2 separate regions of the Homo sapiens genome follow, and region 1 is linked to region 2. A link is an interaction called in ENCODE POLR2A ChIA-PET data of the cell type or tissue named here. Cell type or tissue: PC-9. All regions are shown on one strand. Each heading gives the region's core, and the rest is flanking DNA. Links, peaks and the distances in the headings are about the cores only.

The links. ChIA-PET counts read pairs that join two places held together with the same protein. Peaks named below come from ENCODE experiments on the same cell type or tissue, not always from the same donor. Only the 100,000 strongest peaks of a DNase experiment are listed, where the experiment ranks them.
Region 1: POLR2A ChIA-PET joins it to region 2 with 11 read pairs; 1 of 35 experiments calls an interaction of 5 or more read pairs at or near these places.

Annotation. Positions count from the first base shown.
Region 1 is chr11:35,886,749-35,903,324 of GRCh38, reverse strand. LOC124902661 (a long non-coding RNA gene) reads right to left here and starts at 12,249. Exons shown (of 2, transcript XR_007062655.1): 1 at 12,216-12,249; 2 at 10,359-11,449. In PC-9, for the core only: no CTCF peak of the experiment used is centred there; a DNase peak (open chromatin) is centred at 9,014.
Region 2 is chr11:34,764,804-34,781,379 of GRCh38, reverse strand. All of the region lies in intron 6 of LOC102723568 (a long non-coding RNA gene), which reads right to left. Among named protein-coding and RNA genes, the nearest start is that of APIP, 140 kb to the left of the region's middle. In PC-9, for the core only: no CTCF peak of the experiment used is centred there; a DNase peak (open chromatin) is centred at 7,379.

The DNA of each region.
Region 1 (16,576 bases), core at 6,576-10,575, 1.1 Mb before region 2:
TAATCCCTATAGTTTTGTTTTTTCCAGAATTGACATATAGAGTCATACAGAATAGAGCCTTTTGAGTCTGGCTTATTTCACTTAGAATAATGCATTTGAGACACTTTATTTGGTTGTATCAGTAGTCTGTTCTTTTTCATTTCTTAGTAGTATTCCATTGAATGGATGTACCACAATTTGGTTATTTTTTTGTTCATTTCAATGATTTTACTCTGGTTATGTTACTATTAGACAAAGCTGGGTAAAGAATATATAGGCACTAACTGGTTTATCTATTCACCAGTTGGTGGACATTGAGCTGTTTCCAGTTTTTGGTAAAGCTTTGACTTGTATACAAATAAAGCCATTATAAAATTTGTATAGAAGTCTTTGTGTGGATGCAAGCTTTCATTTATCTTGGGTAAATACGTGGCGATGGAATTGCTGGATCATATGGTAAATGTTCATATATAAGTAATTGCCAAACTGTTTTTCAAAGTGGCTGTACTATTTTGCATTCTCATTCTCAACATATGGGAGTTCTAGTTGCTCCATATCCTTGACAGCACTTGATATTGTCAGTTTTTCTCATGATTAGATTGGGGTTATGCTTTTTTTTTTTTTTTTCAAGAATAACATGGATGTTTTGCTTTTCTCAGTGCATCATATCAGAAAGTATAGGATGCTGATATTGTTACTGGTCGGGTTAACTTTGATTAAGGTGATATGTGCCAGAATTCACAGTAAATTTACTATTTTTTCCTTTATAACTAATAAGTATCCTGTAGGGACATACTTTAGGACCATACAACTATCCTGTTTCTCATTCTACCTTTACCTACTAATTTTGGCATCCTGCAATGATTTGTGCTCCCAGTAATTATTACTCTGGTGTTGCCTATGATGATTTTCTATAATTCCCTTTGCACTTATTAATTGGAATTCTGCGTAAGGAAGTAGTGTCCTTTTGCCCCCATTTATTTATTCAATTATACCGATATGGACTCAAGGATATTAATTTTATTTTATGGGTTACAATTCATTTCTTTCTTATTTATTTTGTTTTTCAAATGGTCCCAGGATTAACCATTGGGAGCTCTTTCAGGTTGATTCCTATCAATATCACCTCGTTTTCTGGTTGTAAACTTACTTTCGGGTCCCACGATATGCTCCAGGCTCATCTTCTGTTTTCCCTGTCCGTGCTCTGGAGTCAACCATTTTTCCAAGGATTTATTGTTCCTTTTATTGTAAGATGATATTTATAAATCAAGATCTTGGTGCTAGCTTTGCACATTGTTACTGAGGTTTCAGTGCTTCTAGTCCCTCTCAACAGAAAGAGCTAGGAAGTATATCATATATGTACAGCACAAACATACATATAGCTATGTTTATTTTTATATCTATGCATTCTGTGGGAGTGCATATTAAAAGCCATGAATTCATACCGATGGTATAGGTTATAATCTAACACCACAGAGTTTCTTTGACCTTCATTTCCCTCATTTTTATCTTCTTTCTCTGATAGTGAACAACCTGTCATTATCTACAATGTATTTATTTGCTCAAACCTAGTATAGACATCAAATGCTTTCAGAATTGCTAACCTTTATAAGAAGCAAATGTACTTAACCTTTAACCTCATAGCTTTATAAGAAGGAAATGTACTTAACTATAGTACAATATTTCTATATGGTTCTTTTTGTCTTTAGCTTTACAATATATAACCAGAGTTCTATTTTCCAAAGTGACTTAGTTTTTTTCTACCTACCACCTTCAATGTGGCTCTGTTAGTCCAGAAGTTCTTAGTTTTGATAGTCATAGTTATCCATCCACCAGGAATTGATTTTTTAAAATTACAAACCATAAATACACAACTGGGTACGTTTTCACATATTAAACATCCTTGTGTAACCAGCACTTCAGAAGCTCCCTCTTACTTACTTCCAACCACAAACCCACTCCTTATGGCAACTATCATCCAAATTCTAATGCAATAGTATATGTTTCCATGCTTTATATAAATAGAATAATGTATTGTATGTTTTGGTGTGTGTATCTGCCTTCTTTCGATCAATATTATGTTTGTTACATTCATGTTATTACATGTAATTATAGTTTATTGTCATTGCTGTTTAGTAGTCCATTGCATCAATACACAAAAATTTACTTATCATTTCAACATTGATGAGAATTTGAGTGGCTTCCAGTATGAACATGTAAGCTAGTATGACACTATATTCTTAAACATGTCTTTTGGGGAATGTATGTATGTATTTTTGGGGGGTATCCTGGGAATAAAATTGTCTGCATTATAGGGTATGCATATGTTCAACTTTCATAGACCGTTCAAATAGTTTGCAGTGCTATAAGCAACATACAGGAGTTCCAGGTTGTCCCACATCTCAGCCGACACTTAGTATTGTCTACCTTTTAAATTTTACCCATTTTTGTAGATGTGACATCATATTGTAGTTAGCATTTCTCTGATGTCTAATTAAGCTAATCATTTTTTCCATATAGTTATTGGCCATTAGGCTAGCTTCTTTGTAAAGCCCATTATTTTGCTCATTTTTCTATTTTTCTTTTTCTTTCTTTTTTTATTTTTTGAGAGCTTTATCACCCAGGCTGGAGTGCAGTGGCACGATCTCACCTCACTGCAGCCCCCACCTCCTGGGTTCAACCGATTCTCCTGCCTCAGCCTCCCAGTTAGCTGTGACTACAGGCACTCACCACCGTACCCGGTTATTTTTTTGTATTTTTAGTAGAGATGGGGTTTCACCATGTTGACCAGGCTGGTCTTAAACTCCTGACCTCAAGTGATGCACCCACCTGAGCCTCTCAACGTGCTGGGATTACAGGCATTAGCCACCATGCCCAGCTCCATTTTTCTATTTTTCTATTGAGTCACTGGATTGTATGTTTGTTTTCTTACTGAATGGTGGAAGTTATTTATGCATGCTGAATATGAGTCCCTTTTTTGGAATTATGTGTTGCAGATATTTTGTCCCACTCTTTGAATTGCCTTTTCACTCTTTTAATTATGCCTTTAAATGAAAAAAAGTTTTTGATTCTAATATAGTCCAATTTATAAAGGTTTCCATCATGTTTATCAATTTTAATTCCTTTAAAAAAATTAACTACTTCAAGATCACAAAGATATTCTCCTGTTTTTAACTTTTAGAAGACATATTTTGTTTTACCTTTCAAGTTACGTTGCATTCCTCTAGAACTGTCTTTTTTTAATTTAAGAAAATAGTTTATTATTTAAAATATCTTAGAAAAATCATGTAAAATCATCAATTTTATGACAAAATTAATTTTTTTTTTTTGAGATAGAGTCTCGCTCTGTCGCCCAGGCTGGAGTGCAGTGGCACGATCTCGGCTCACTGCAAGCTCCGCATCCCAGGTTCACGCCGTTCTTCTGCCTCAGCCTCCTGAGTAGCTGGGACTACAGGTGCGCGCTACCACTCCCGGCTACTTTATTTTTGTATTTTTAGTAGAAACGGGGTTTCACAGTGTTAGCCATGATGGTCTCAATCTCCTGATCTCGTGATCCACCCGCTTCAGCCTCCTGAAGTGCTGGGATTACAAGCATGAGCCACCGTGCTCGGCCAACAAAATTTAAAATTTTTTAAATTGACAGATAACATTTTAGCTGTTGTATTGTGTACAACATGATTAGAATTGCTTTTTATGTATGACGTAAGGGTAGGGATCAAGATTTTATTTTTTTTCCCTTAAGATTTATTATTGCTCCTGAGCAAGTTATTAAAAAAAAAACTTGTTTTCCATCTTATCGTAAGTTAAATGATCACGTATGTGTGTATCAGTTTCTGGTCTCTAGTTCTATGTCTCTGGTCTATTTTTATACTCTTGTAATAATTCCACATTTGTAAATCTTGCATTGTAATAAGCATTGTACCTGATAGTGTCAGTCCTACAGCTCTGTTCTTGAATATTATTTTGTCTGTGCTTAATCCTTTACATTTCCATATGCATTTTAGAATCAGCTTGTTAACACCAGCCAAATGCATATTCTCATACAAAGCTGCTGGGTTTTTACTTTAGCTTGCATTGAATCCATATGTCATTTTGGGGGCATTGTCATCTTTACAATATTGTGTTTTCCAATCCATGAAGATGGTATATCCATCTATTTATTTAGGTTTTCTGTAACTTTTTTTCTTAGTAGTGGATATTTTCTAGTTATCTTTTTGTTATTGATTTCTAGTTTAACTGCACTGTAGTCTAACAACATATTCTGTATGCTTTCAATTATTCTGAATATTCTGAGATTTGCTTTGTCCATTCATATTGTCAAGTTTTGGTAAATGTTCTGTGTTCATTTGAATGACATTTATATTCCTCATTTGTTGGGTGCGATGTTCTACATAAGCAGTTTGTTAATTATGCTGTTCAAATATTCTCTATCCTTACTGATTTTTGTCTACTTCTTCTATTATTTCCTGAGAAATAGATTTATCTATTTTCCCCTTTTCTTATGCTAATTTTGCTTTATATTTTGAGGCTATGTATTACATGTTGGAAAATACAGGCCAGGTGCAGTGGCTCATGCATGTAATCGCAGCACTTTGGGAAGTTGAGGCAGGCAGATTGCTTGAGCCCAAGGTTCAAGACCAGCCTGGGCAACATGTGAAACCCCATCTCTACAAAAATTACTAAAATTAGCCAGGCATGGTGGCGTGCACCTGTAGTCCCAGTTTCTTGGGAGACTGAGGTGGGATAATTGCTTGAGCCCAGGAGGCTGAGGCTGCAGTGAGCTGTGTTCATGCCACTGCATTCCAGCCTCAGCAACAGAGCAAGACCTTGTTTCAGTAACAAAAAAAAGAAAAAGAAAAAAGAAAGAAAAAAATTTAGATGTGTTATACCTTTTTAGTGGATTAATCCGTTTCTCATTGTAAGATGTCCTTCTTTATCTTTAGTAATGCTTATTACATTAAAGTTTACTTTTTCTGAACAGATGTGGTGGCTCACATCTGTAATCCCAGCACTTTGGGAGGCCAAGGCAAGAGGATAGCTTGAGGCCAGGAGTTTGAAACCAGCCTAGGCAATATAGTGAGATCTCATATCTACAAAAAATAAAAATTAGCCAGGCATGGTGGCATGCATCTGTAGTCCCAGCTACTTGGGAGGCTGGGGTTGCGGGGATGGCTTGAGCCCAGGAGGTCCAGGTTGTAGTAAGTCACAATCTTGCCACTGCACTTTAGCCTGTGCAACATAGTGAGACCTCATCTCAAAAAAAAAAAAAAGTTTACTTTTTCTGATACGTGACTATATATTATCCTTATTTTTCCTAATGCTTATATGGCATATTTTTGCCAATTATTTATAGCCAGGCTTTCTATGCCCTTATATTTAAGATATGTTTCTTATAAGTAGCAAATAGTTGAGGATTTTTTAAAAATCCAATTAGACAATTTTTACATTTTAATTGTAGCACAGTCAATGTACATTCATGGAAATACTGAAATAATAACTTAGTTGGGTTTAAATCTATTGTATGATTTATCTTTTCTTTGTTCTATATTCCTTTTCCTCTCCTTTGTTGTCTTCTTTTGAATTGGTCAAGTTTTTTTTTTATCATTCCATATCCCCCTTCTATTGGCCTTTTAGGTATATATTCTTTTATCTCCTTTTTAAGTGATCACCTTAGAATTTATACCATGCATTCCTGATTTATAATAGTTTAGTATTAATTAGTACTTTTACTACTTCCTGGACAATGGAAGAACCTTAGAATACATTAACTCCACTTATCTCCCTCCGCCCGGGTGGGTTTTGGTAGGTAGTTATGAAGATAAACTAGTAGTCTGCTAGCTGAGAAGACATTGTAGGTACTTAAAACAGCAAGTCTGTGTGTAATGATCTCCTTTGCCCTCTCCAACACATTCTCTCCTGTTTCTGTGAGGCTGACCACTTGGATAACTGCATCACCAAGGTGGCTTTGTCCTCTCCCTTTCTGTTTTGTAGCTAGCGGGAGGGACTGGCAAGAGACTGCAAGATTAGAGCAGTTGGAATACTTATTCTCTCCTTCCCATCATCCCTGCCAGCCTGCCATGGTTCTGACTGCAGCTGCATCCTCCTACAGCTCCAACCTCACACAACCCCTTTCCCAAGATCTGACTCCTGCAAGAGTCTGGTCTGGAAGAAGCTGCAATAATATTCCACATCCACTAGCTGTCCAGTACACATATAATAAAACCCACATCCTCATTGTGATCTACAAGACGTTAGTTGATTTGGCCTCTGTCTGCTAATCGGACCTCGGCTGTACTTTCTCACTCATTTACTGCTTCTTTGTCAAATAGTCCTTTTTTACCCTGTTCAGAAAACATATCAAGTTCCCTCCAGTCTCTGGGCTTTTGCAATTGCTCTTTCCCTTCTTGGGCACATTTTCCTTCTCATCATCCAAGTTTCAGCTCAACAATCACATTCTTAGCGAAGGCTTTAATAGTAACTGTTTCTAAAGGGGCTTCCTTTTTCTGTTTCTCACGTATTACTGGAAGTTTGCCCCCTGTAGGACTTATTGCTGTCTGGAGAATTTTCTTTATTTATTTGTTGACTTCTGTATTATCTGCTTGCCTCCTCTACAATGTAGACAGAGGGAAACTTTGTCTGTCATATTCACCAGAGTATCTTTAGCACCTAGAAGAAACATAATAGATGCTTGATCAATATTTCTCGAATGAATGAATGAACTTATCTTTCTGTCTGGCTCCCAAACATCCCCCCCTCCTCATATATACATTCAATCCTTTATCACCCTGTATTAGGCCAATTCTTGCATTGCTATAAAGAAATACCCGAGACTGGGTAATTTATAAAGAAAAGAGGTTTAATTGGCTCATGATTCTGCAGGCTGTACAGGAAGCATAGTGGCATCTGCTTCTGGGGAGGCCTCAGGAAGCTTCCAATCATGACAGAAGGTGAAGGGGGTGCAGGTATGTCATATGGCGAAAGCAGAAGCAAGAGGCGGGGAGGTGCCACATACTTTTAAACAACCAGATCTTGCAAGAACCCCCTAACTATCACAAGCACAGCATCAAGGGATGGTGCCAAACCATTCATGAGAAATCCACTCCCATGACCAATCACCTTCCCCTAAGCCCAACCTCCAACACTAGGGAGTACAACTCAACATGAGATTTGGGTGGGGACACATATCCAAATGGTATCACATCCCCCATTTCTCACTCACCAACAAATGGGGACTTTTCCAGCAAAGACCATTAGGCTAATGACAACAAATGACTTACTTGGGGAAAGCTTCCTGTAGGAAGTGGCATCTGATGTGGTCTTCAAAGAGAGGCAGGGAACTTCTACATAGAGAATCATCCAGCAATGAATTCAAGTCTAAGAATACCAAAAACCAAACTGAACCAAAACAGAAAACAAAATTCTAGACCAAAATGTTTATTTTATTTTATATTTTGAGATAGAGTCTCACCCTGTTGCCCAGGCTGGCATGCAGTGGCACAATCTCAGCTCACTGCAACCTCTGCCTCCCAGGTTCAAGAAATTATCCTGCCTCAGCCTCGAGAGTAGCTAGGACTACAGGCACGTGCCACCATGTCTGGCTAATTTTTTTGTATCTTTAGTAGAGATGGAGTTTCGCCATGTTGGCCAGGCTGGTCTTGAATTCCTGGCCTCACATGATCCGCCCACCTTGCCCTTCCAAAGTGTTGGGATTACAGGCATGAGCCACCGCACCCAGCCCCAAAATATTTTTTTAAATGAAAACATTTAGATTTTGTTAGTTTTCTAGTGCTATATAACAACTTACCACACACTTCACAGCTTAATGGGGGCCAAAATTCTGTCTACCACAGACACAAACACGGAAAAACAAAACTGGCTTCTGGAAGGGACTGAAGAACCCTAAAGACAAGTCTAGTCTCCCAAGGATAAAAAAGCAACTACCATTTTGATTTTGGAGATAAGCCCTACCTTCTCTCTTTTTAGATGTTCATCAGCTTTTCAATGGAATCTGAAATTTAAAAATTTGTTATAAATTCTTATGAAGACATAATCTGAAATTTTACGTTAAACTGGTTAAAGGTAACCAGGATCTAATAATTTGTCAAAGAGGATGAATATGGGATGCTTTTCTTGAATGCCTGAAACTCTTCTTAATCCAGAGCTTCTCTAAGTGTGGCCAGATGGTGGCTTGGAAATACCCATTCAGCGAGGCATGGTGGTTCACGCCTGTAATCCCAGAACTTTGGGAGTCCGAGGCGAGCAGATCATGAGGTCAGATCGAGACCATCCTGGCTAACACGGTGAAACCCCGTCTCTACTAAAAATACAAGAAAAAATTAACTGGGCGTGGTGGTGGGCACCTGTAGTCCCAGCTACTCGGGAGGCTGAGGCAGGAGAACAGCGTCAACCTGGGAGGCAGAGCTTGCAGTGAGCTGAGATTGTGCCACTGCACTCCAGCCTGGGTGACAGAGCAAGACTCTGTCAAAAAAAAAAAAAAAAAAAAAAAAAGCCCATTCATAGGGGCACCCAATGAATAAGAATTACTGGAATGAAACTGGAGTCTGTGTTTCTAACACACACTCCAGGTGATCTTTAAGCCCCCAAAATTTGACTCCCACAGCTCTCTTCTTTCCCCTGTATTACAGCAAAATGCAATCATCCCAAGTACCCAAAAGAGGTCTCAGACCATTGCCTTAGAGAAATGCAAGGAGAGCTAACAATTTCTAGCTCATGAGGATGGCCTGCTGACTTCCATGTTAAGTCAAGGGGTACCTCAAACTCTGGAGATGAGGACAGGAGAGTGGAGAGGCGAGGGAGTTAACATGGACAAGTGAGTGCGTGTTATGTGCAGGGAAGCAGGTTTTCTACTCACAGATAACACAGGTATGTGGATGGATACACAGTATGAATTTCTCCTAGGCTAGCCCGTCTGACTTCATAGATGGGGCTCTTCCCTTCTCCTGACAGTCAGGAGAGTTTTTTCTGTCCATCTCCTCTGAACTCTTGCCTCATCCCGGGAAGCAGAGCCAAGCCCTGAGGCAGCTTCGACCGCAGGAATGTCACAGGCACAGGTGTTTCTGGATTTACTGAACTCTTGCCTTGAAGCCAAAACAGCTGGGCTTACTGCAGCCCATTTATCCTGCTCCTTTTCTGCCCACTTTTCTCACTCATCTCTGACCCAAGGCTTGTGGTAAAGCACATCAGCATAGACTTGGGTGCAGGTAACAGCTGCCTGGAGGTGCCTGGGCATGTGTAAATTCAGGGCTGTCACCTCATTCCTCATTTAGGCAGCTGGCCAGCACCCGAGGGATTTTTCTGGATCTGCCAAGCACACATCTGAAGCTGAGAGCAGAGAGAGGGTAGGGGAGCAGGGAGGCAGCTGGGTGTTGAGGAAAGAAGGCTTTGAAAGCAACAGACCTAGACTTTGAACCCACACCTGCCACGTCCCGTATGACAATGGGCAAGTCACTTACCCTTCAAGGGCCTCATTTTTTATCGTTAAAATAGGCCTTTGACCTATTTCTTGCAGGTTTGTGTTGTGGATTAAGAAAAATGCTATGAAAGTGTTTGTTAAAATGATTGTCACATAGTAAGCCTTCTTTTTTGTTAGGGTCTTTTCTCCAATATTAAAAGCTTGCTTTGGCAAGTTACTTCTCCTCAGTGCCTCAGTTTCTTCATTTGTAAAGCAGGGACAATCATAGTATCTCACGGGGTAGTTGTGAGGCTTAAACGAGTTAATATATGCAAAGCTCTTTAGAACAGTGCCAACACATTGAAAGTTTTCAAGATGCATGAATTTTTAATTATATGCCTACTTACATTCACAACTCCTTTGGGGTCATAGGGGATGTTATGGAGAAGGCTGGAAACCTGAGAATCCAAGATAGGCCCAGTCTCTTTACAGCTGGAAAAGCAACTACCTGTCTTGATTCAGGCTGCTATAACAAAGTGCCATTGTGTTAGTCCATTTTGCATTCCTATAGAGGAATACCTGAGACTGGGTAATTTATAAAGGAAAGAGGCTTATTTGGCTCACGATTCTGCAGGCTATACAAGCATGGCACCCACATCTGCTTGGCTCCTGGTAAGGCCTCAGAAAGCTTACAATCATGATGAAAGGCAAAGGGGGAGCAGGCGTATCACATGGCGAGAGAGAGAGAGGAGGTCCCCATCTCTCTCTTGTTTTTTTTTTTTTTTTAAACAACCAGAAAGATCGCATGTGAACTTATTATTGTGGGGAGGGCATCAAGATATTCATGAGGGATCCACGCCCATGACTCAAATACCTCCCACTGGACCCACCTTCCACATTGGAGGTCACATTTCAGCATGAGATTTGGAAGGGACAAACATGCAAACTATATCAGCTGTAAACTGGGTGGTTTATAAACAACAAAAATTTATTTCTTGTGGTTCCAGAGGCTGCAAGTCCAAGCTCTGGGCTCCAGTATGGTCAGTTCTAGTGAGGGTCTTCTTCCTGGTTGCAGAGTGTCCACTTCTCCTTGTATCTCCACATGGCAGAAAGAGGGAGGGCAAGAAAGTTCTCTGGGGTTCCCTTTACAAGGTCACTCATCCCATTCATGAGGGTTCCACCCTTATGACCTAATTACCTTCCAAAGGACCCACCTCCAAATACCATCACATTGCAAATTCGATTTTAACTTATGAGTTTTAGGGGGACACTAATAGTCCATCCCACTACCCTTCTGATTTTTCAGACAAGTTCCCCTTTTTTGTCTGGAATGGAGAGAGGCTTTTCTTGCAGAGAAGGCCCAGCTAACTCCCTTCTTTTACGACATAAGTTCCAGTGTGCAGACAAATTATATTAATTATCTACTGCTACATAATAGATTACCCCAAAACATAGTGGTTGAAACCAAACTTTTATTATCTGTGGATTTCTGTGGGTCAGGAGTCTGGGAACACTTCAGTTGAATGGCTGACTCAGGCTCTCTCATGTGGTTGCAACTAAGGTTTTGGCTGGAGCTGCAGTCCTCTCTGAAGGCTTGGTGGGGTAAGGGAGCTGTTCCTGAGATGGTCACTCATTTGTCATTTGGCAGGAGATTTCGGTTCCTAACCATGGGCATTGCTTCTTAGGCTATTGGAATGTCCTTACAAAATGGAAGCTGGCTTCCTACAGAGCAAGATGGAAGAGGGACGGAGATGGAAGCTGCATTATCTTTGTCTTTTATGATGTAGCCTCAAAATTAACACATCATTTCTGCAATTTCTACTCATTGGAAGCTAGTCATTAGGACCAGCCCACATTCAAGAGGAAGCATTGTCAAAGAATTTGAGGTCATATTTAAAACGTCCTTATATTTAAAATACCAATAACGATAGATATCAAATACATGGCAGATTAGGGAAGGAGGTTGATTTCCAAATAAGCCAGGGTCTTTGTTCTCTGTCCTTTGAATTCAGAGTGTCTTCGTTCAATGTCCTTTTTTCTCTGTCCAGTTGACCCTTCCTGGAAAGAGATTTGAAATTTCCAGTTTCCAACAATGTTGAAAACAGGCCCGGAAATGGAAGGAAGAGAAAATCGTTATGGCTCATACCACAAGCTCTTATTGAATGCCTTCATTATGCTGCATCCTACTTGGGCATTAGAAGTAAAGCGAAGAGTAACACAAATCTCTGTTCTTGGGGTACCTGCTGTCTAGTGGAAAGAGTAATAAAGAGAACATAAGAATAAAATAGGATAAGGTGGTCTTTACCTCACCCCCTATTTTCCATGTATATCCTTTTCTTTCCCAGAAATTATCACGAATAGGATTTTATCAGGTATTTGTTTGTTTTACTTATTTATTAGTGTTTCTTCCCACTGTATTCCTAGGACCTAGCCCAGTGGCTGCTATATGGGAACACTCAGTAAATACTTGTGAATGAATAACTGTGATGAGGTAAGCACAGTGAACTATGGCAGCAAGCAGGAGGGATGCCCAACTCAGCCTTGAAGGAGGCTTTCCTGGAGGAAGCACTCCTGTGTTGAGATTTGAGGTGAGAATTGGAGTTAGCAGGGTGGAGCAAGGGCATGTTGTTCCCACCCTCCAGGTACAGCATTCCAAACTGAAAGAGAGTCCAGTGCATCCAAGGGGCTGCAAAGACTTCCATATGCTGGAGGAGAGAAGCAGGGGTTGGCGGAGGGTGGGGTTAGGAGAGTGGAGGGAGGATTGCAGAGGGAGGAGTGAAAGATAAGGGAAAGATACAGCAGGATCAGGTTATTAAGAACTTACCAGCAGGGCACAGTGGCTCATCCCTGTAATCCCAGCACACTGGGAGGCTGAGGCAGAAGGAATACTTGAGCCCAGGATTTCAAGACCAGCCTGGGCACCATAGCCAGACACCATCTCTAAAAAAATAAAATAAAAAATTAGCCAGGCATTGTGAGACGGGAAGATTGCTTGAGCTCAGGAGTCAAGGCTGCCATGAGCTGTATTTGTGCCATTGTATTCCAGCCGGGTGACATAGTGAGACCCTGTTTCAAAACAAAAAACAAACAAAAACTTGTGAGAAAATCTGAGGAATAGAAATTTCATCATAAAAACAATGGGGAACTATTGAAGGTAATGAAGTAAGGCAGGGGTCCCCAACCCCAGGGCCATGGACCGGTACTGGTACAGCAGGAGGTGAGTGGCAGGGGAGTGAGCATTATTGCCTGAGCTCCACCTACTAATGCTGTGGCTGATCTGACAGATTCTTATAGGAGCGTCAACCCTATTGCAAACTGCGCATTTGAGGGATCTAGGTTGTGTGCTCTCTATGAGAATCTAATGTCTGATGATTTGTGGTGGAACAGTTTCATCCCAAAACCATCCCCCCACCATTCGTGGAAAAACTGGCTTCCATGAAACCGGTCCCTGGTGCCAAAAAGATTGGGGGCGACTGAAGTAGGGGAATGACAAGGCCAGGTACCAAAGTCTTTGAAGTTCTAGCAAGGATGTGAAGGGCCACCCCAGGTTCTCCTCTAAGGTTTGAGAATGGGGGTTATATATGCCCCAAGAGCTAGAATCCAGAAGGTAACACTGCAGAAGGTATTTCTGGACAATCTTTCTGTAGGGTGCACAGCCTCCCAGACCCATCTCGTGGTGAGGGGCAAGTGTCCTACCATGGGGGCAGGTGCATGGTGCATCAGATGCCTCAGGCCATGAGGTCAGGTCTCACTAGGCCCCCACCCAGAGGCCCTCACAGCATTCAGAAAGTAAGCCCTGGCTCTTCCATGCTCCCTGGCTGCCTTTCAAAAGCAGAGTTGCTCCTCGAACCTAATTATTTTACTAGAGCTTAGAGACTATGAGTTGGAAAACACATTTTTTCTACAACATAAGAAAATGTGCTGCTTCCTAGGCACCCTCCTCCCCACTGGACTTATTTGTGGAATGTGCAGAATAATAGAAAAGCAGTTTTCTCTTAGAGGCATATGGAAAATGGTTTGTTTGCTTAGAAGAAAATCATAACTTGCTGTCTTTTTTCCCCCAGAGGAAAATTAAAACTCTCACACATTTAATCTTTTCAATCCTTTGTTCGTCTTGTACTTTTGAATCAAAACGTAGGCATGGGGAAAGTTAGTGCTTGTTGATGAAGAGGAAATCTTAGTTGAAGGGTTAGATCTACTGGCCGAACTATAGGGATTCTGAACTCAAATTACCCATCAAGTGTCTCCAAGGCAAGAATGTGGTCATTGGGCCACAAAGCCAAATGACACGTCTTTCACAGGAGAGAAGATGGTGTTGAATATATATGGCGTGTTTAGCTTGCAGGGTGATTGGAGTCGGGAGACAGGCAGTAGATAAGGATAAAGTGTGAAAAATTCAAACAATCTCCAAAGCAAGCTTGAAATAATCCTTCCTTTGGAGACCTGGTCTTCCCAGTCAAGATGCAAACAAAAGAAAATGGCCTGTCTTTATTTGGTTCACTGGTCCAGAAAATGTGCCCTGGGAAGATAAGGCCGAGCTGGGTGTTTGAGGTGAATACAAGGAGCCAAGAGGCCTTGTTGGGGATTTCTTTCACCCAAGAACTTCCTAAACCTGGAGCGTTCTCCTTGAAGAGGACACTGGAGCTGGCTGCTGCTGCTTTCTTTAAACAGACTCAGAAGTTCTTTTCTTGGTAACACGAGAAACTATATGCAGGGCTTCAAGGACACATTCTGAATGATGATTTATGCTAAGTTGTTTAGCCTCTCCTCCCCGCCAATAATTCTTCCAGAGAGCATTTAGCTGATTTGGAAAAAGTATATCAAATCCCCCAGAGAACAGGGTGTATCTTAACAGTGGATGAATGTAATTCTGGTCATTATCTAAATGCTCAAAGCTTTACAAACTGAGTAACCCAAATGCACAGAAAACTGCTTGTCAGCTTCTGAAGAGGGGAGAAAGTTTGTTACTCCTGAGGGGAAGCTGAGAGTGGATGGGGAAAATGGAGATTGATTCTCTGGACAGGCCATTTGAATAGCCTTGTGGGTATTTCCAGAAGTGAACTAAATTCATCACACCTTCCTCCTTAAAAAAACACCTTACTAAGCAACTAATATTTGCCAAGAGTTTTGCTCAGTGCTTGTAAAGGTTTACCAAAACCTGGCCAGTAAATCTTGAGCAAAGGAAACACATGTGCTAAGCTCCACATTCAATTTAGCTTTCTGCCAGGGACACTTTCTAAGTGGCAGCACAAGGAATTAAATCCCACAAGACAGCACTAGTTTCACTGGGTGGAGTCAGCAGAGTTCAGACTTCAGGCTGTGGAAGTGGCTGGAATTTCTTTTTTCTTTTTTTGAGATGGAGTCTCACTCTGTCACCCAGGCTGGAGTGCAGTGGCGTGATCTCGGCTCACTGCAACCTCTGACTCCCTGGTTCAAGCGATTCTCCTGCCTCAGCCTCCTGAGTAGCTGGGATTACAGGCGCCCGCCACCATGCCCAGCTAATTTTTGTATTTTTTAGTAGATATGGGGTTTCAACATGTTGGCTAGGATGGTCTTGATCTCCTGACATTGTGATCTGCCCGCCTCGGCCTCCCAAAGGGCTGGGATTACAGGTGTGAGCCACCATGCCCAGCCAGTGGCTGGAATTTCAATAGAAGGATATCAAAGAAGAAAGAGCCAAACAGGGAAGATGCCCTAGAAATCTGCCTATGGGTCCCCTTCAGTCTTTGGTCAAATACAAAGCTGCACATGTGCAACAGGACCCTGCATAGCCTAGCAGAGGGTACCTACTGAGGGTCTGTGCGCTGGCTGGAGATTCTTGAGGTTACACAGCAATGACAGACATTGGATTTCTGGCCAATCATAGTTCAGCTCTATCACTGAACACTCTGGGCATTCAGTTGAGATCCCAGAAAGGCCAATCCTTAGAAACAGGACTGCTCTAGCCCTAGCCTATGGGCTATTCCTGGCCTACTTTAACAAAGCTTAGAAACAAGCCTCAGCAGGATCAAGCTAAACCACAAATAAATTAAATGCTTGCCTTAGCAATACTCAACACCCTAAAGGAAAACAACATAATCCAAACTCAACATTGTAGCATTCATAAGGCCCAGCATTCAATAAAAAAATTACTAGACATACAAAGTGGTAAGAAAACGTGACCCACAACCCAGCGAATAAAGTCAGTAGAAATGGGACTAGAGATGCCACAGTTATTGACAGTAGCAGACAAAGACTTTAAAACAGCTAGTAGAAATAAGTTCAAGAATTAAAAGGAAGGATGGACACATTAATAAAGAAATCTCAATGGAGAAAGAGAAACCTTAAAAAGAGACAAGTGGAAATTACAGTACTAGAAAGCATACTTCATGAAATAAAAAATTCACCGTATCTAATGCTTAACATTAGATTGAATAATGCATAAGAAAACATCAGTGAGCTTGAAAACAGGTCAACAGAAATTATCTAAACTGCACTGAGAAAAAAAGCATTAAAAAGTATAAAGACTCGGTGATCTGTCGGAAAACATCAAGCAGTATAATACATGTGTAAGTGGAGTCCCAAAAGAAGAGAGAAAAAAATGAGACAGGAAAAGAAGTTGAAGTAATGGCCACTTTCCCCAAAATTTGATGAAAAAATGTCAACATACAAATCCAAGAAATTCAATAAAACTTATTTAAGAGAAGCACAAAGAAAGCCACACCTAGGCATATCATAATCAAATTGCTAAAAACTGAAGATAAAGAACATTTAAAAAGTAGCCAGGGAAAAAAGACAGGTTACAAAAAAAGGAATAATGAGAAGTATTCCTATTTTTTTTTATCAGACATAAAACTAGTCAGAGGATAATTGGCAGCATCTTTGAAGTGATTAAATAAAAAACAAACAAAACTATAATAAAAAACCCCAGTCAACCCATAAATCTATATCCAGGAAAAAGGTAGTCTTAAAAAGTAGAATAAAGGCATTTCCAGAGAAGCAAAAGCTGGATGAATCATTAACATACATGCATTTCAAGAAATGTTAACGGAAGTCCTCAGGCAGAAAGAAAATGATTCCGGATGATATTAGATCTGCATTAAAAAGACTACCAGAAATGGAAAATATGTGGGGCATAAATATAAAAGACATTTTTTCTTATTTCTTAGTTTCTTTAAAAAAACATTTGAGTGCTTAAACCAAAAA
Region 2 (16,576 bases), core at 5,538-9,537:
AAAAAAAAATAAAAAATAAAATAAAAAAAAAAAAAACAAAGACATGTAATCAGCCTAGGAGCCCATCAACAGTGGACTGGATTTTAAAAATGTACATATACACCACGTACACACCCATAAAAAAGAATGAAGTCATGTTCTTTGCAGCACTGTGGATGGGACTGGAGACCATTATCCTAAGGAAATGAGCACAAGAAAAGAAAACCAAATAAATGCTGAATACACATAGACATAAAGGTGGGAGCAATAGACACTAGGGACTACTAGACAGGGGAAGAAGGGAGGGGGAAATGGACTGAAAAACCACCTACTGGGTACTATGCTCACTACCTGAGTGCTGGAATTATTTGTATTCCAAGTATCAGCATTACAAAAGATACCCATGTAACAAACCTGTGCATGTACCCCTTAATTTATAATGAAAGTTGAAATGATTTTTTAAAAATACCATTTACGATAGTATAAAAAATAAAGTATCTACAAATAAATCTAATGACAGATGTACATGACTTGTATGCTAAAACTATAAAACTGATTGAGAGAAATCATATAAGACATAAAAAGGAAGAAATAATATGACATAAAAAATGAAGGAATATAACTTTTTTATGAATTGAAAGACCCAATATCATAGTGATGTCAGTTCTCAAATTGATTTATACATTGAATATAATTCCAATCCAAACACCAAACGATTTATGAAATTTATGTGAAAATTTAATGGGCCAAGAACAGACTAGGCAATTTTAAAGAAGAAGAGGAAAGATGGAAGATGTACTCTATCAAATATTAAGACCTGTTATAGATAGATTGATATTAGTACAAGGATAGACAAAGAGGCCAAGGGAAGACAATAGAGAATTTAGAATTAGACCCCCAGTTAATTTCCCAAATATGACAAATGTTATACTACAGTACAGAAAGAGAAAAGATAGGGTTTTCAAAAAATTCTGCTGGGTCTATTAGAAGACCAGATACATGGATAAAAATGAATCTTGAACTCCTCTCCTCAAACCGTAGACAAACATTAGTTCCAGATAAATTTTCAGATGTAGGACTTGAGCTACATTTTAGATCAAATGGACCTAACAGACATGCACATTCTTCTCAAGCACCCACAGAACATTCTCCAGAATAGATCATATGTTTGGCCACAAAACAAGTCTTAACAAATCTAAGAAGATGGAAATTATGTCCAATATCTTTTCCAACCATAATAGTATGAAATTAAAAATTAGCAATGAAAGGAATTTTAGAAAATTCAGAAATATGTGAAAATTTAATAGCATGATCCCCAAAAACCAATGGGTCAAAGAAGAAATTAAAAGGAAAATATAAAAATATCTCAAGACAAATGAAAGTGGAAACACAATATAGTAAAATTTATGAGATGCAGCTAAAGCAGTTCTAAAAGGGAAATTTACAGCAATAAATGCCTATATAAACACAATAATAATCTCAAGTAAACAATCTAATGTTAGACCTGTAGGAACTAGGAAAAGAAAAAAACAAACTAAGCCAAAGACAGTAAAAGAAATGAAATAATAAAGATGATGGCAAAAATAAATAAAATAGACTAGAAAAACAATAGAAAAGATCAACAAAATTAAGAGTTGGTTTTCCAAAAAGATAAACAAAATTAACAAACCTTTAGTTAAACTAAGAAAAAAAGAGAAGACTCAAATAAATAAATAAATGAAAGGGGAGACATTACAACTGATACCTCAGAAATACAAGGAGTCATGAGACCACTGTGAGCAATTATATCCCAAAAAATGGAATAACTTAGAAGAAATGAATAAATTCCTCAACACAAGCAACCTACAAAGACTAAATGATGAAGAAACAGAAAATCTGAAAGAAAAAAACAACCCACTAACAAACAAGGAGATTGACTGAATAATAAAAAGTTCCCCAACAAAGAAAAGCCCAGGACCTGAGGGCTTCACTGCCAAATTCTACCACACATTTAAAGAACTAATATTAATTCTCGAACTTTTTCAAAAACTGAAGTAAAGGAAATACTTCCAAACTCATCTTATGAGGCTAGTATTACCCTGTTACCAAGGCCAGACAAGGACACTACAAGAAAAGACAGGCTAATATCCCTGATGAACATGGATGCAAAAATACTCAACAAAATGCTAACGCACTGAATTCAGCAGCACATTAAAAGGATAATTCACCACCATCATCAAGTGGGACTTATTCCTGAGATTCAAAGATGGTTCAACACATGCAAATCCATAAATGTAATACACTGCTTCAACAGAATGAAAAACAAAATCCAAATGATAATTTCAATAGATGCGTAAAAAATATTTGATAAAATTCTGCATCCTTTCTTGATAAAAACTCTCAAAATTAGGTGTAGAAGGAATGTGCCAGATAAAATAAAGGCCATATATAACAAACATGTAGATATTATACTCAATGGCAAAACGTTGAAAGCTTTTCCTCTAAGATTAGGAACAAAACAAGCATGCCTACTCTCACTATTTATAGTCAACATAGTTCTGGAAGTCCTAGCCAGAGTATTTAGGCAAGAGAAAGAAATAGAAGGATCCAAATCAGAAAGGAAGTTTTCTCTTTTTGCAGATGATATAATCTTATATACATAAAACCCTAAAGACTCCATCAAAAAACTGTATACTAACAAACAAATTCAGTAAAGTTGCAATATACAAAATCAGCACATGAATATCAGTATCTTTTTTTTTTTTTTTGAGACGCAGTCTTGCTCTGTCACCCAGGCTAGAATGCAGGGGCATGATCTTGGCTCACGGCAACCTCCGCCTCCTGGGTTCAAGTGATTCTCCCGCCTCAGCCTCCCGAGTAGCTGGGATTACAGGTGCCCACCACCACAGCCGGCTGATTTTTGTATTTTTAGTAGAGATGGGGTTTCACCATCTTGGCCAGGCTAGTCTTGAACTCCTGACCTCGTGATCCATCTGCCTCGGTCTCTCAAAGTGCTGGGATTAGAGGCGTGAGCCACCACGCCCGGCCAAATCAGTATTATTTCTATACACTAACAATGAACTATCTGAAAAAGAAATCAAGAAAATAATTCTATTTATTGTACCTACAAAAAAAATACAATGCTTAGGAATAAATTTAATGAAGGAGGTAAAAACCAGTATGCTAAAAACAAAGAAATATGATAAAAGAAATTGAAGAAGACACAAATAAATAGAAATATATTCCATGTTCATGGTTTGGAAGAATTAACATTGTTAAAAATCTCCACACTACCCAAAGCAATCTACAGATCCAATGCAATCCCTATAAAATTTCTAATGACATTTTTTCACAGAAATAGAAAAAAAATCCTAAAATTCATCTAGAACCACAAAAGACCCCAAATAGCCAAAGCAATCTTAAACAAAAAGAACATTGAAGGCATCACATTAACTCATTTCAAAATCTACTGCAAAGCTACAGTAATCAAAGCAGCATAGTACTGGCATAAAAATAGATATGTAGAACAGTGGAACTGAACAGAGAGCCTCAGAATAGATCCATGTGTTTACAATCAATTGATTTTTCCACAAAGATGTCAAGAACACACAATAGGGAAAATACAGTCTTTCCAAAAAATGGTGCTAGAAAAACTGGAGATCCACAAGCAGAAGAATGAAATTAGACCCTATCTCATACCATATGCAAACATTAAATCAAAATGGATTGAGCATTTAAATGTAAGAACTGAAACTATAAAACTACTAGAAGAAAACAGGGGAAAATTTCCTAGACATGGGTCTAGGCAATGGGATTTTATAGTTTTGACCCTCAAAACACAGGCACCAAAAGCAAAAATTGACAAATGGAATTACATCAAACTAAAAAGCTTCTGCACAGTAAAGGAACAATCAACAGACTAAAGAGACAACCCAAGGAACAGAAAAATACACAGATGATCCCAACTTAACAATAGTTCAACTTTATGATGGTGCAAAAGCAATATGCATTCAGCAGAAAGTGTATTTCAGTACAGTATTCAATAAATTGCATGAGATATCAGACACTTTATCATAAAATGGACCGTGTGTTAGATGCTTTTGCTCAACAGTAGGCTAACATAAGTGTTGTGAGCATGTTTAAAATAGGCTAGGCGAAGCTATGATGTTTGGTAGGCTAGGTGTATTAAATGCATTTTTGATTTGACAATATTTTCAACTTACAACAGGTTTATTGGCATGTAACCTCACTGTAAGTCAACAAGCATCTGTATATGCAAACCATGCATCTGATAAGGGATTAATATCCAAAATATATAAGAAACTCAATGCAAGAAAATAAGTAACCCAATTTAAAAATGGACCTATGACCTGGATAAATGTTTCTCAAAAGCAGATATACAAGTAGCCAACAGATATATGAAAAAATGGCTAACATCACTAATCATCAGGGAAAAGCAAATTAAAACCACAATGAGATAACACCTCATGCCTGTTAGAATAGCTATTATAAAAATGACTAAGGATAGCAAGTGTACATGAGGATGTAGAGAAAAGGCAACACTTAAACATTGTTGGTGGGAATGTAATTTACTACAGTCATTATGGAAAACAGTATGGAGGTTTCTCAGAAAATTAAAAATAGAACTAGCCTATGATCCAGCTATACCACTACTGGATATATATCCAAAGGAAAGAAAACCAGTATGTCAAAGAGATATTTGCACTCCCATGTTTATGGCAGCACTAGTCACAATAGCTAAGATATGGAATAAACCTAAGTGTCCATCAACAGATGAATGGAGAAAGAAAAGGTGGCATATACACACAATGGAATATTATTCAGCCATAAAAAGGAAGAAATCTTGTTATTTACAGCAACATTGAGGAACTGGAGGTCATTATGTTAAGTAAAATAAGCCAGGCACAGAAAGACAAATACCACACGATATCACTTATATAGAGAATCTTAAAAAGTTGAACTCACAGAAATAGAGTAAAATGGTAGTTACCATAGGTGGAGATGGCGAGATTTAGGAGATGTTGGTCAAAAGACAAAAAATTTCAGCTAGACAAGAAGAATAACTTTAAGAGTTCTGTTGTATAACAAGGTGACAACAGTTTTTATTTGTCAAATAAAAATGCTAATTTGTCAATTAAATAAAATTTTTAAATGTTTACATCTAAATGTGAAAAGGTAAAACAATAAAGCTTTTGGAAGAAATCGGATGATAATATCTTCATGACTTTCAGGTAAGCAAAGATTTCTTAAACTTGATACAAAATCAGCTAATTACAAAAGAAATAATTTATAAATTAACATGTTAAAATTAATAAAGTAGTTAAACTACTTCAGAAAACTGTTGAGCCATATCTATAAAGTGATCATAAGTATAACATATGACCCATCACTTCCATTCCTAGGTGTACATCCAAAAAAAAATATGTTTTTATGTGCATCAAAAGATATGTACAAGAATAGTCTTTGTAATACTATTCATTATAGCCCCAAACCAGAAACAACCCAAATGTCAATCAATAGTAAAATGGATAAATGCATTTTGGCATATCCACATAGAATTCCATATGAAATTAAAAAGAAAGCCCAATATGAGTGGATCTCACCACATAAATTTGAGTGAAAGAAGAATGAAAATTGTCAGATTCTAAATGGAGTCACTCAAGTCAAACCTGGCAAAATGGAGCCAGGGAAGGCCATCAAGGGAAGGTTCTCATGCATGATTTGCCTAGCAACAACAACTATCACAAGAAATTTTTTCCATACTGCAGCGACTATGTGAGTTGTGCAAGGACAGCTAGCAGCACAAGGACAGCTAGCCACGTACACAGAAACACTTGCCTGACAAATTGTTTCACAAGCCCAATCCAAAACTGCCAAAGGTCTAACTGCAACTCCAAGATTACAAGTCCTACCTAGCAACTATTGGCATTCGCCGATCAGAACTCAGCTCTCACAGGGCACTGCCAGTGCAATGAAGTGTCTTTTAAAACAACAGGTAAATCTCCTCTTTCCCCAACAAAATCCTAACCTTTTTTGTTGTTGTTGTTGTTCTCTGGACATACCAGAGGCCACCCTGCTCCATATATACATCCCGGATTACAGTGCTACTTCTCGTAGCTTATTCCCAAACAAAACCTTTCCTATTTAGAGATTCATCTCTCTATGTTTTTTATGTTGACTGAAGCCAGACACACAAAAAAGTACATCGTATATAACTCCAATAATAAAACGTTCAAAAAGGTGCAAAAAAATTGTTTTAGAAGTCAAGATACTGGTGGGAGAGATTGTATTTGGAGGGGAACCTTAAAGAGAAGTTCTGAGTGCTAGTAATATTGTTTCTTGATCTGGGTTACATGAGACTGTTCACTTTGTGTGACTTCATTGATCTATGCAGCTGATTTGTGTACTTTTTCGTATGTATGAATGTTAAAATCCAGCAAATGGTTTTAAAAAAAGCCAAGAACTTGCAAGTCAAAAGCTTTTGTTTTCATAACCATCTTCTCTAAAGTAAGCCTAGTTTCGAAGGTTAAAGCTGAACATTGACTCTCAGGGCTTCATCTTTCCCAGATTTTGATCTTAGATAAGTCACTTAAACTTCCTATGCCTCAGTTTTCTCATCAGTAAAATGGAGATAATAATAGCACTCATCTCATAAGATTGCTGGGAATATTAAATAATAGGTATAAAGTGATTGGAACCATGCCAGGCACTTAGGAAAGACTCAATAAAAATAACTTGATGTTGTTTCTGCTATTTTTTCCCAATTCTCTTCAGGCAATGGATGATTCTTGCTTGAGGAAGTAGAAATAAGAAATCACAATATGCATGTTCTGAAATATCATCTTGCTACATCTATAGAAGCTGAGACTTGGTTTTTACAAAGTCCTCTTGCCACATGTGCTTTGGACATAATGCAAATGGAAAAAAAATAGAAAACGGAAAGCTTGTGCCCTGAGGGAAACTCCCCTAATCAATGGAACCCCAAATTAGAATGAAGTGTACTTTCCAATGATCTCTTCTATAGAAACCATGGCAATAAGTAGGTCACTCAAAATGAAAAAAATTTCTTGGTCTTAGTGAAAATGCTTCAGTGAGGCAGTATTTTTGCAGAGTATTTCAGACCCCTGATTTCTAACCCTTTCTCTGCTCTTTTTGGAATTCTAATCCTTAAAAGCTAGCCCTGTTCTTGTGTTTTCTTGGATACTTACCAAGTTAATCTTCCAACATTGAAGAGTATTATGAATGTTAAGCTGCATGAAAAGGAATAATAATTTTGTCCTACCTGTAAGACTTAGGGTCACTGCTGGCTTTATAAATTCGTGTGGTTTTTCTTGGCAGCTACCTAATAGTTTTTCTAGCCACCATGACTTTAACCCCACATTACAGCATCATTGAGCTATTTATTCAGTTTAGTTCAGTTGGCTGAGGAACTGTGCCAGAAACTGCTATTAGGAAGCTAATTTTATTTACCCCAAAGCAACCAAAGGATTCTCAAAATGGTTTTCACTGCATTTTTTTTATTCTTAAAAAAATCTCACTTTTGCTTCTCTTGTTGAAGTGAGATAAGGAAACAAATTTCCAAAGAGGTTAAGTCACTCCATAATAGTAGGTGATGAGGACAGAACTGGAATTCACCATAATCCTCACCATCTCTGAGACGTTAAGATTTGAATTTAAGTTTAAAAAAATAGTGAGGTAAATGAAGAGTTGAGAGTCCATTTCAGGTGAAACTCAGAGTAAAAGTGATTTTGTGATTCTGCAATATATCATGTACAGGTGAGGGAATGTGAATTCCTTTTGGATTAGCATAGAATAGATGCAGCCTGGATAAGTCTGGGGACCATCACTGCCAGACATGGGAAAAAGTTATCCCTAAGGTGCTTTAAACACAAACACTAAGTCCTTTAATTTTTATCCAGCTTCAAAAGCTAAAGCAGGTTAATAAGGATTGTTAAGCTCCAGGGGTGAGATTGGAGTTGAGATTCCATAGACTTGGCAATAAGAAGTTGTTTTTAATGGTAATTTGTGGAACATGCCCAAGAGACTCTGGGCTGCTAGCGCCAATAGGCACAAGGGTTGGGGATATAAACAGATTTTTCTCACCAGCATTAGGCATTAATGTTATGCCAGTTATGGTGACTCAGTTCCCTACATTCAAGCAACTTATTTTCTTCCTCCTGAAGACTTTTCTTTCCTGTAATTTTATTCATCCCCAATTCTTCACTATTAAAAAGTGTGCAAGAGGTTCTTTTGATGTTTGTTTCACTCCAATCAACACATATTTCTTTCAAGTATCAGAGTGAATAGACTTCCCAAAACATGAGGAGAAATGAAACTGATCTTTGGAGTCTTTAGGAACTACCACTACTCCTTGTCCATAGATGGGTCACAGTGAGGAATGTTGACCCCAGTTTGCCTGCCAGACATTGTTCTGTGCAATAGGGGAAAATTGCTAACCTAAATTCACATAGGAAGCCAATATGTATCCCAGAACATGAATTCTAAGGCAAATAGAACTGGATTTATTACAAAATGTGCAACTTTCAGAAAGCAACTGAACATCTTACAGCCTCAGTTTTCTCTTCTGTAAAATGGATATGATAATATTTGCTTCATAGGGTTACTATTAGGAATACATAAGATCATGGATATAAGGTAGTAAGTGAGTACTGTCACTTTGTAAGCACCAGTTTAACATAGCTACTACAATATAATTATTAATTCTTTTTGAGGTGGTTGTGTGGCAAATTAATAGAAATTGTTTCATTTTACAGGGGTGAAGTGGACTGTGTTAGAGAAGAATCATTTCTGTCAATAAACCAATTTAGCCCCAGATCAGGAGAGAGAGCTCATGTCTCCAGGTTCCTCATCTTTTACCTTGGAATGGAGCCAAAACCTGGAAGGAACTTTATTCTGCCACTAATGATAGCTCCAACCCAGGTTCCTGAGGGCCCAACTTAACTGCTTTTCATCTCTGAAACCAGATCACAGTCCCCATTTTCATTTTCTAATTACCCAGTGGGCCAATTTCTACTGTTATTTCTCCTGGGGGTTGGCAAAATCTGGTTTTAAACAGTTATTCTGGGGCGGCAGGAACACCGCAGCTCTGCTCCCGACAGTACCCCACCCTAGCTGACACATATGTACCCTGCCATGCTGCCACAGCTGCTGGCACACACAAGCAAACACGGACCCCACTGCCACTGGCCCAGTGAAGCACTTTGGCCAGCACCACTCATGAGAGTGCAGTGGCCGCAGACTGGGAACACTTTGGCCTCTCAAGCACAGCAGGTTTTTAACCAGAGACCAAAGCTGGGGGCCCAGTACTGGCCCCAGAGTTAGAACATACAGCCCAGGAGTGCTGAGCTGAGCCTTGGCCCCCTAAAATCTTCCAGAAATGAAGTCAGTTGACTGAAGCCATCTTATACTACAATTAAACCCTCAAGAGCATCAAAAAAGATAAAAGCCAAAAATTCATCCAAAGGACAGCAACTTCAGGGAATATCAGCTCACAAAGATGAGAAATAACCAGTACGAGAACTCTGGCAACTCAAAAAGCTAGAGTGTCTTCTTCTTTTTTCTTTCTTTCTTTTTTTTTTTTTTTTTTTCCTGAGATGGAGTGTTGCTCTGTCACCCAGGCTGGAGTGCAGTGGCACGATCTTGGCTCACTGCAACCTCCACCTCCCAGGTTCAAGCAATTCTCCTGCCTCAGCCTCCCAAGTAGCTGGGACTACAGGTGCCTGCCACCATACCTGGCTAATTTTTTGTATTTTTAGTAGAGATGGCATTTCACCGTGTTAGCCAGGATGGTCTCGATCTCCTGACCTCATGATCCGCCTGCCTCGGCCTCCCAAAGTGCTAGGATTACAGGCGTAAGACACCTTGCCCAGCCGCCAGTGTCTCTTCTTATCTCTAAACAACCACACTAGTTTCCCAGCAATGATTCTTAACCAGGCTTAAATTGCTGAAATGACAGAAATAGAAGTCACAATATGGGTAGGAATTAAGATCATTGAGATTCAGGAGACAGTCAAAACTCAATCCAAGGAATCTAAGAAATACAATAAAAGAATACAGGAAATGAAAGATAAAATGGCCATTTTAAGAAAAAACTGATCTGATAGAGCTGAACAACTCACTTTATGAATTTCATAATGTAATTGCAAGTATTAACAGCAGAATGATCAAGCTGAGGAAAGAATCTCAGGGCTCAAAGACTGGTTCTCCAAAATAACTCAGTCAGACAAAAAATGAAGGAAAAAAAGAATAAAAAATGAAACAAATCTCTGAGAAATATAGGATTACGTAAAGAGACCAAATCTATAGCTCATTGGCATCCCTGAAAGTGAGGGAGAGAAAACTAACAATTTGGAAAACAAGTTTGAGAATATCATCCATGAAAATTTCCCCAACCTCACTAGAGAGGCCAACATTTAAATTCAGGAAATGCAGAGAACCCCTGCAAGACACTATACAAGATGACCATCCCCAAGACACATAGTCATCAGATTCTCCAAGATCAAAAAGAAGAAAAAATGTTAAAGGCAACTACAGAAGGGACAGGTTACCTACAAAGGGAACCCTATAAGGCTAACAGCAGACCTTTCAGTAGAAACCCTATAAGCCTGAAGAGATTAGGGGACTATATTCACCATTCTTAAAGTAAAGAGATTTGAATCAAGAATTTCATATCCCACCAAACTAAGGAAATGCTGGGCCTCCACCACCCTGTCTCTCAAGCAAGATCAGCTGGAAACCGGGGGAACTTTTCCCTTCAGCAAAGATGTAACCAAAAGGATCCCAGAAGCCCGAGTGAACACCTTGGATACCTACAGACCTCACCACCAGTTTCCCTGCATTCCTCACAAGCACTAAGCCCAGCTGAGGGGGATGCCTGGAGGCCACATATCTCTGTTTCCCCTGGAGAAGGAGCTGACACTGTCCCCTTTCCCTTATGGCCCATATGGCTACTGTGCTTCTCCATCTTAGAGCTGGAAGTAAGGCTGAAGTGTGTCTTGCTCTGCGGGTGATTAACCATGGCTCTCCTTCACCCCCAGGCTAAGCCACCACCAAACCACCCAGCCTGGTGGCTGACATTCTCCAGCTAGCTGCAAGCAGCTGTTACATCATTCCTCATAAGGCCAAGCAAATGTCCAGCCACTCCACCTACCCCTTTGCCTGCCCTTTCAGTCTGGAGCTGAAGTGGTACCCTGCCTCCTGAGAAACAAGTACCTTGGTCACTCAAAGCAGTCATGCCTTCCTGATACCTAAGTTGAAGTAATGCCCTGCATCCCAGGAAATGGTGCCTGGGCTGTCCAGGCTTAAGCTGAAGCAGTACACTGCGCTTTGGGGAATCAGTGTCCTGGCTGAGCTGAGCAGTTGTGCATTCCAGGACTGAGCTGATGTAGTACCCCCACATAACAGGAGAACAGAGCAGTGGCTGAGATGAGACAACTGCCCTACAGGTCAAACAACTTTAGTATACAGATGCCCTGGAGCTGGACCAGCCTTCTAGAGTCTGAGCTGCTGAGACGTCCCTCTTCCTGGGAAGTGGAGTCACCTCTGTGCTGTTCCCTGCTCCCCAGGGCCTGAACAATAGCTGTACTCCACCATTCTAGGGTACTTGCTAGTACTGCATATGGTCCCACAGAGTCTGGGATGTGGCCAAACCCCAATATCCCAGGGTCTAGAGTCACTACTATATGGTGCTACATCCTTTAGGACCCAAGTTGCCACTGAGCTCTATTGGCTCAGGTTCTCAAAGTAGTCATACACTGATACCCAACTCCAAAACCTCCAGAGGACGCCTTCCTTCCCAGAGTCAGGCCAGTGTTGTGCTCTGCCCTCTAAAGGTCGAAGGACATTTATAAACCAGCCCCCTAGACTCAAGCTGCTGGGGGGAGGGGGGTGGGCAGGAAAAGGGGTGGTACTCTGAATCACAGATCTTAGCTCAGTGGGCAACCTACATCCAAATCTGCCACAGAGAGCAAACCTGCACCTCAAGATCCAGGTGCCACAATGGGTTCATGGGACCCTGAGCCTAGGACCCTGGCCCCACAGCAACTGCAAGCACCTGCACCTGGAACCCAGTACTATTGAGGCTGTCTGTAGACCATGTCAGACCTGACACCAATAGGGATCTCCTTGGCTAAGTCTCTCCATTGTGGGGAAAAAGAGAATAATAAGAGAAAACCAAAAGCCCTTGACACCAAGGACATTAACAACCTATGCTGCTGCTGCTACTACTACTGACACAGACTTTTACAACCTAGGCCACTGAAGTGTCCACAGTTATGGCTGACATTGCACATAGCTGAAGAAGCTACACAAAGACCATATCACTGTATTCATCTGGAAACAAAGTCATCACACCTTTCCCAACCAGCATACTACAACACATCTGCAAGTGGAATTGTTTCTCTATAAAAGACTATAAAGTTTAGAAGTGGTGATTGTTCCACCAGATGCACAGACATCAACATTGGAACACAAGAAACACAAAAAACAAGGAAATATGACACTACCATAGGAAGATAATAGCTATGTACCAGACCTCAATAGAAGGAAAATCAACAAACTGACAGAAAAGGAATTCAAACGCATGATCTCAAGGAAGATAAATGAGATAAGGGGAAAAAAAAAACCAGACAATTTAATGAAATAAGTAAAACAATTCATGACATGAACAATAAATTCAACAAAGAGATATAAATTATAAAAAAAGAACCAAACAGAAGTTCTGTGGCTGAGGAACTGAACGAATAAAATAAAATACAATGGAGAGCTTAAATAACAGACTTGATCAAGCAGAAGAATCTCTGAACTTGAAGATAGGTCATTTAAAATTTACCAGTCAGAGAAAAAGAAAAAAGAATGAAAAAGAGTGAAGAATGCCTCCAAGCCATGTGGAACACGACTAAATGAACAAATTTTTATAACATTTATGTCCCAGCAGAAGAAGAGAATGGAAAAGGCTTAGAAAACTATTTAATAAAATAATAGCTGAAAACTTCCTAAAGTCTGGAAAGATTTATGAACATCCAGATCCAAGAAAACTCAAAGGTTCCCAAATAAGATCAATCCAAAAAGTCCTCTTTGAGACACAGTATAATCAAATTGTCAAAAATCAAAGACAAATAGAGAATTCTAAAAATAGCAAAAGAAGAGCATCAATTCACATATAAGGGAATCTCCATTAGATTATGAGCCTATTTGTCTGCAAAAAAACTTACAGACAAGGAGAGAATTACACGACACATTCAAAGTACTGGAAGAAGTAACTTGTCAACCAAAAACTATACCCAGCAAAGCTGTCCTTGAGAATTGAAGGAGAAAGAGTCTTTCCTAGACATGCAAAAACTGAAGGAATTCATCAACACTCGACCTGCTGTAAAAGAAATGCTCTAGAGAATCCTACATCTGGAAGTGAAAAGATATAATCACTATGATGAAAACATGCAAAAGTATAAAACTCTACAGAGCAAATACACAAAGGAGAAAGAGAAAAGAAGCAAAACATATCACAACAGAAAAAGACCAAATTACAGCAGTAAACAATGAGTGCAGGAAAGAACAAAGGAATACAAATAACCAGCAAACCACTAACAAAATGACAGGAATAAGTCCTCAATTATCAATAATAATCTTGAATGTATTAATATTAATAAAAGGATTAAAGCATGCACTAAAATATATATAGAATGCCTGAATGGATAAAATATATAACCCAACTATATACTGCCTACAAGAAACTCACTTCATCTGTGAACACACAAATAGACAGAAAGTGGAAGGATAGAAAAGGATATTCCATGCAAACAGAAACCAAAAATGAGCAGAAGTAGCTGTACTTATATCAGATAAATCAGACTTTAAGTAAAAAATTGTAAAAACAAAGACACTCATTATATAATCATAAAATGATCAATTCAACAAGAGGATATAGCAATAGTAAGTATATATTTACCCTATACCAATGTACCAAGATACATAAGGCAAATATTATTAGATCTAAGGAGAGAGAGCCCAAGACAATATTAGTTGGAAACTTCAATATCCCACTTGCAGCTTTAGACAGGTTATTTAGACAGAAAATGAATAAGGAAACATAGAATTTAAACTATAGTTTAGACCAAATGAACCTAACAGAGATTTACAGGACATTTTATCCAAACGCTATAGAATACACATTTTTTTCATCAGCACATGGCGCATTCTCTAAGAGAGATCACATCTTAGACCACAAAACAAGTCCCAACAATTTTTTTAAAATTGAAATTGTATCAAATATTTTTGTCTGACCACAATAGAATAAAGCTAGAAATCATTAACAAGAGGAATTTTTGAAATTATATAAACACATGGAAATTCAACAGCATGCTCCTGAACAATCAATGGGTCAAGAAAGAAATTTTAAAAGAAATTTTAAAATTTATTGAAATAAATGAAAATAGAAACACAACATACCCAAACCTATGGGATACAGCAAAACAGTATTAAGAGAAATTTTATAACAATAAATGCCTACATTTAAAAAGTAGAAAGATTTTAAATAAGCCAACTAATAATGCATCTCAAGGACTAGAGAAGTAAGAACAAACCAAATCCAAATTTAGCAAAAGGAAAGAAATAATATCAGAGCAGAAAGAAATGAGATTGAGACTAAAAAATTACAAAAGATCAACTAAACAAAACATTGGTATTTTGAGAAGATAAACACAATCCAACAAACATTAGCTTAACAGAAGAAAAAAGAGAAAATATCCGAATAAATAAAATCAAAAATGAAAAAGACATTACAGCTGATATCATAGAAATACAAAGGATCACTGGAGACTGTAATGAATAACTATACACCAACAAATTAGAAAACTTAGCAGAAATGGAACATTCCTGCACACTCACAACCTACCAAGATTGGACCAGAAAGAAATATAAAACAGAATAGAACAATTACAAGTAATAAGATTAAATCTGTAACAAAAAAGTATTCCATCAAAGAAAAGCCCAGTGCTTCATGACTTTACTCTTGAATTCTACAAACATTTAAAGAACTAATGTCAATTCTTCTCAAACTCTTTCAGAAAATTGAAGAGGAGGAAATTCTCTGAAACTTTTTTATGAGGGCAGCATTAGCCTAATATCAAAAGCAGACAAGATCACAACAAAAAAAGAAAACTAGAGACCAAAATATCTGATGAACTTAAATGCAAAAATCCTCAACAAGATATTAGCAAACCAAATTCACCTGCATATTAAAAAGATCATTTACCATGATCAAATGAGATTTATATCACAGATGCAAGCATGGTCCAACATACACAAATCAACAAACATGATACGTCACATCAACAGAATGAAGGACAAAAAACATGATAATCTCAACAGATGCAGAAAAAGCATTTGACAATATTCAACATCCCTTTATGATAAAAACTCTCAACAAGTTAAGTATAGAACAAACATAACTCAGCACAAGAAAGGCCATATATGACAAGCCCACAGACAACATCATACTTAATAGAGAAAAGTTGAAAGCTTTCCCTCTGAGATCTGGAACCAAGACAAGGATGCCAACTCTCATTACTTTTATTCAGCATAGTACTGAAAGTCCTAGCTAGAGCAATTAGGCAAAAGAAAGAAATAAAGGGCATCCGAATTGGAAAAGATGAAGTCAAATTGTCCCTGTTTACAGATGACATGATCTTAAATACAGAAAACCCTAAAAGTTCCATGAAAAACTCTTAGAACTAATAAATGATCAGTAAAGTTACAGAATACAGAATCAACATATAAAAATCAGTAGTGTTTCTATACACCAACAACAAAGTAGAGAAAAAAGCAATCAATAAAGCAATCCCATTTACAATAGCAACAGAAAAATAAAATACCTGGAAATAAATTTAACTAAGTTGGTGAAAGATCTATACAAGGAAAACTATAAAACACTATGAAAGAAATGAAAGAGGATACAATAAAACGGGAAACATTCTATGTTCATAGATAGAAGTAGTATTGTGAAAATGACCAGACTAACAAAAGCAATGTCTACATACTCAATGTAATTTCTATCAAAATACCAATGAAATTCTTCATAGAAATTTTTAAAAATTCTAAAATTCACATGGAACCACAAAAGACCCCAGTCAAAGCAATCCTAGGTAAAAAGAACAAAGCTGAAGACATTACACTATCAGACTTCAAAATAAACTACAAAGCTATAGTAATCAAAACAGCATGATACTAGCATAAAAAGTACACATAGACCAATGAAATAGAATAGAGAACAGAAATAAATCAATATATTTATAGCTAACTAATTTTTGACAAAAGTTCCAAGAACATTCATTGGAGAAGCAACAATCTCTTCAATTAATGCTGCTGGGAAAACTGAATATCTATATTTAGAAAAATGAGAGCCAAGATGGCCGAATAGGAACAGCTCCGGTCTACAGCTCCCAGCGTGAGTGATGCAAAAGACAGGTGATTTCTGCATTTCCATCTGAGGTACCGGGTTCATCTCACTAGGGAGTGCCAGACAGTGGGTGCAGGACAGTGGGTGCAGCACACCATGCGTGAGCCGAAGCAGGGCGAGGCA